Linked DNA regions of Homo sapiens: region 2 is linked to region 1. The links are chromatin loops, found by intact Hi-C in ENCODE. Cell type or tissue: heart left ventricle. All regions are shown on one strand.

The links. Hi-C counts contacts between places; a loop is a spot of excess contacts. Peaks named below come from ENCODE experiments on the same cell type or tissue, not always from the same donor. Only the 100,000 strongest peaks of a DNase experiment are listed, where the experiment ranks them.
Region 2: a loop joins it to region 1, with 9 times the contacts of the local background. A loop is called at or near these places in 7 of 110 quality-filtered maps.

Annotation. Positions count from the first base shown.
Region 1 is chr22:25,471,496-25,473,995 of GRCh38, forward strand. It overlaps LOC124905094 (a long non-coding RNA gene), which reads left to right and starts at 2,079. Exons shown (of 2, transcript XR_007068036.1): 1 at 2,079-2,500. RefSeq lists enhancers at 730-1,230, 1,231-1,731. In heart left ventricle, no CTCF peak of the experiment used is centred here; no DNase peak of the experiment used is centred here.
Region 2 is chr22:25,246,361-25,248,860 of GRCh38, forward strand. No RefSeq gene overlaps it. Among named protein-coding and RNA genes, the nearest start is that of CRYBB2, 28 kb to the left of the region's middle. In heart left ventricle, no CTCF peak of the experiment used is centred here; no DNase peak of the experiment used is centred here.

The sequences.
Region 1 (2,500 bases):
CAAGAATCTCTTGAACCTGGGAGGCAGAGGTTACTGTGAGCCGAGATCACACCTCTGCACTCCAGCCTGGGTGACAGAGCAAGATCCTGTGTCAAAAAAAAAAAAAAAAAAAAGGATATGTGGTCACAAATAGGAAAGGAATTTTTTTTTTTAGATTTTTTTTTCTGTGTACCCATATGTGAGCACCCATACACTCACATACACAAATGCACACACAGATACAGGTGAATCCTAACCTCCTTGCTTCCTTTTGTTAGTTCAGGGAGGAGAAAGCGGGGGGAATTTGGGGTGCATTTACTACCTGCAATCTTTTGGCTTTGGGAACTCAGGAGGAGGAGGAGGCAGGACAGAAAGAGCAGATGGAACAGGTACCCTTTTGGTTAGCCAGAGGGGACATTTGTGAACTAAGTGGGAAGAAAAGTGTCATTTTGTCCTTTTGTCTTATGAAGCTATTTTGGTGGCATTCATTTGGTTTTGAATGAAAGAAGCTGAATTTTACCACTGATTGTACATGTGAGTTGTTAGCAACAACCACCACAATAAGTCTGGGAACTGCGGGAAAGTAGGATGGGGCCATGGGAAATGGCCCGCCCTTCCTTCATCCAGAGGTGGCTGATGCCAATCTCCTGGCAAGGCCTGTCAGGCTTCTCTTAGGATGCACTGTGCATGGTGGTGAGGACTCCGGGCATCAGACCGACAAGGCTGGCAGGGGGTAAGGGCCTTTTCCAGAGCAAGGGGTCACACATGCAAAATTATCAAGGTGAGAAAAACTACTGGACGAGAGGGAATGGAGGTGGCTCTGCATGCAACTGTGGCTTCTACAGGGTGTGGGAACAAGAATGGTGGCAGGTGAGGCTGGCAAGGCAGCAGGGCCCAGGCTATGGAGGTAAATGTTGACCCTGGAAAGGAGTGTGGGCTTGCTTCTGAGGGCACTGGGGAGCCATGGGAGAATTCTAAGGAAGAGAGTCACCTGGCACAATTGGCCCTGGGGAACATTCCTTCTGTCTAGTGTGAGGAGTTGGGGAAAGAGGGAAAAGGCTGGAAGCAGTTCCCTTTGGTTGAGTGACAGAGGCCAACCACCTGCGCTATCCAGGTGGGGGCATGCCGGGGACGGGGCAGGATTTCTCTGGTGCACCCATTCCTTGTAAGGGGGACCTGTGATCACAGCAGTCTTGGTGTGCCATGTGGTCCCATCTTTTGCACCTTTCCTTTCTTTTGACACAGAGGCATGCTCTGTCACCCAGGCCGGAGTGCAGTGGTGCCATTTCAGCTCACTGCAGCCTCTTCCTCCTGGATTCAAGCAATTCTCGTGCCTCAGCCTCCTGAGTAGCTGGCTTTACAGGTGTGTGCCTGTAAATTTTTTGTATTTTTAGTAGAGAAGGGGTTTCACCATGTTAGTAATGGCTGGTCTCGAACTCCTGGCATCAAGCAGTCTGCCTGCCTCAGCCTCCCAGAGTGCTAGGATCATAGGTGTGAGCCATAGGGCCCAGCTTGTACTTTTCAAAGCACATTTGTCCATTTCTTGTTTCAGACATTCTTTTGATTAGAAACAAAATGTTACATTACAGTGGAAGCCTGCTGGGTACTTCCCTGACACCATTCCCTTTTCTCCTCCTACTTTTTTTGTATCTTTTTGTATCTTTTTTTTACTTTAACTACATGTGCCTAACCACAAACAATATATAGTATTGTTTCCACACTTTCCGTAAATGTTAAACTCTGTGATTCATTTAGCAAATTGCATTTTTCCCTTTAACATTATGTTTCCAAGGCCAGGCCAAGTGGCTCACGCCTGTAATTCCAGCACTATGGGAGGCTGAGGTGGGCGGATCACTTGAGGTCAGGAGTTCGAGACCAGCCTGGCCAACCTGGTGAAACCCTGTCTCTACTAAAAATACAAAAATTAGCTGGGCGTGGTGGTGGGCGCCTGTAATCCCAGCTACTCAGGAGGCTGAGGCAGGAGAATCCCTTGAACCCAGGAGGTGGAGGTTGCAGTGAGCCGAGATCATGCCACTGCACTCCAGCCCGCGCAACAGAGTGAGACTCTGTCTCAAAAACAAAAACAAAAACATTATGTTTCCAAGACTTATTTACAGTTGACTCTTGAACAATGAGGGAGGGAGGGGCACTGACTCCTTCATGCAGTCAAAAATCCACCTGTAACTTTTGACTCGCCCAAAACTTAACTTCCATTGAACAGAAGACTTGCCAACGCCGTAAACAGTGGAACAACACATATTTTGTATGTTGTAGGTATTCTATATTGTATTCTTGCAATAAAGTAAGCTAGAGAAAAGAAAAAATTATTAAGAAAATCAGAAGGAGGAGAATATATATTTACTATTCATTAAGTGGAAGTGGATCATCATCAAGGTCTTCCTTCTGGTCATCTTTATATTGAGTAAGCAGAGGAGGAAGAAAAGAGGAGGCTTTGGTGTTACTGTCTCAGGAGTGGCAGAGATGGAAGAAAATCCAGGAATAAGTGGACCCACACAGTTCA
Region 2 (2,500 bases), 230 kb before region 1:
GCAGACAGGGAGGTGAAAATTTAGGACAAATCATGCAAAGTAGGTGTTTGCCTCCACCTTCTACATGAGACAGACTCAGATAAACGGTTAGGGATGAAGGGGATGAAGTCTCCCATTTTATAGATGGGGAAGTAGAGGTCCACAGGGAAGGGCTTTGTTATCTGGCAAGCAGTGAGACCTGGGTGCCTAAAACACACCCGTACAAATGCATATGCATGTAGTATGTGCATATGTATTAGATAAATATTTGACATGTATTATATGTAGCAACTCTATTAGAAATGGAACTCTGTTAGAAACGTAGAACTCTTGAGGCCAAGACTTCGAGACCAGCCAGGCCAATGTGGTAAAACCCTGGCTCTACAAAAAATACAAAAATTAGCTGGGCATGGTGGTGTGCACCTGTAGTCCCAGCTACACGGGAGGCTGAGGCACAAGAACCTCTTGAACCTGGGAGGTGGAGGTTGCAGTGAGCCGAGATTGCACCTCTGCACTCCAGCCTGGGTGACACAGCAAGATCCTGTCTCAAAAAAAAAAAAAAAAAAAAGATATGGGGTCACAAATAGGAGAGAAATTTTTTTAGATTTCTTTTTTCTGTGTACCCATGTGTGAGCACCCATACACTCGCATACACGCATGCACACACAGATACAGGTGAATCCTAACCTCCTTGCTTCCTTTTGTTAGTTCAGGGAGGAGAAAGTGGGGGGAATTTGGGGTGTATTTACTACCCGCAGTATTCCTATTTTGTGTGTTACAATCCATTACTACTATCAGGGCTAGCTGCATAATTTGTGGGGCCCAGCACAAATGAAAATGCAGGGCCCGGGGTGGGGACAAGGAAGCTAATTTCCTCTTCTCATAAACTGGATTTTCCATTTGATGCAAAGGGACAATGCCCAGGGAACTGTACCCTCCATGCTGGTTTGTTCTGGATTGTTGGATGGCACTGGTAAGAGGCCCTAGCTGAATGGCCTGCAGAATGTGCTGTGCTACTGTCAGATTAGTGGAGGGAAACTGCCTTCTTGATCACCCCATGGTGCTATGAAAGTTGCAGATACAGGATAAAGTCCACTCTACTCAGACCCAGACAAATTGGAGCCAGGAGAGCACAAAGGAGAGGAGCTCATCCTTGCATGTCTAAAGCTAAAAGCTGTTTCCAGGCAATAACCCACAAGAAATTCTCTCATCTCCTTCATGCATCTTATGCTTTGCACGGCTTGCATGTTTCACACACATGCACATATTTCTGTGAAACGATTTCTTTTTTTTGTTTTTTTGAGACGGAGTCTTGCTTGGTCGCCCAGGCTGGAGTGCGGTGGCACGATCTTGGCTCACTTCAAGCTCTGCCTTCTGGGTTCACGCCATTCTCCTGCCTCAGCCTCCTGAGTAGCCACACCAGCACGCCTGGCTGATTTTTTGTATTTTTAGTAGAGACGGGGTTTCACGGTGTTAGCCAGGATGGTCTCGATCTCCTGACCTCGTGTCCGCCCGCCTTGGCCTCCCAAAGTGCTGGGATTACAGGCGTGAGCCACTGCGCGGAGCCACGATTTCATACTAGACATTTTTTAGGACTGCAGAAATTCAGATAAGATGATCTCAAAAGAAGACTTGCCTGATAATGGCTTCTGTACCAGTGATCTACTACTAACTCTGGCTTTGAGCCTCTGGTACCAATAAACTGTTTCTAAGCAGCTTACATGAACTTCTCACTTTTACCGATAAAGGCTTCCCTTTACCCTCCCCTCTTTGGATGCATCTGTGGCTTGCTATAACTGTGCATCCCAGGTTATTATCCTTTTTACTTACTCACAGATAAAATAGTTATGAGATTTTTTTTTTGATGGCTTATTTTTAGGTTGACAGTGCCCTGGCATATGGGCCCAGCCCTGAACCCTCCTGCACCTATCCATGCCTAGGCTTCTGCCAGGGTGGAAGGTGATGACAAAACGTGGGCCTCCCCCAGCCAAGGTGACCCAGTCACTGCTCTGAAGCAAGGAAGGGAATGCAAAGCCAGGCAGGGACCACGGGACCGGGGGTAGGGAGTGGGCATCAACAGGCCTCAGATCCATGTGTCATCAGAGGCTCCAGGCTCTCAGCATGCTCCATTGTGCCATCAGACTTCACCTAGAAACCACAAATTCAAAGGTAAAATGATAAAGGGTTTTAAGGCAGGGACTGTACATTATTAAAATTCTGAGCGCCAAGTCCTGTGTGACTCTATTGGTTGCAGGCCCACAAAGCCAGCCCTGACGAACACTATTAATTTTGATGTTCAAATTGTCCCAGATCTGGCTAGTGGGAACCCCTTCAAGCTGGTTCCTGTGTCCTTTTTTTTTTCTTTTTAAATAAATGTTTCAAGTATAGAAAGTAATGTTTAAAATTACCCAATTTTATCCAATTATCCAAAAGTTGTGTTCAGTTGAACAAATGTAAAGCAAGACTTTTGAAAAAAAAAGTTTACAATTAGATATAAAATGCTTAATAATACACTTTGACA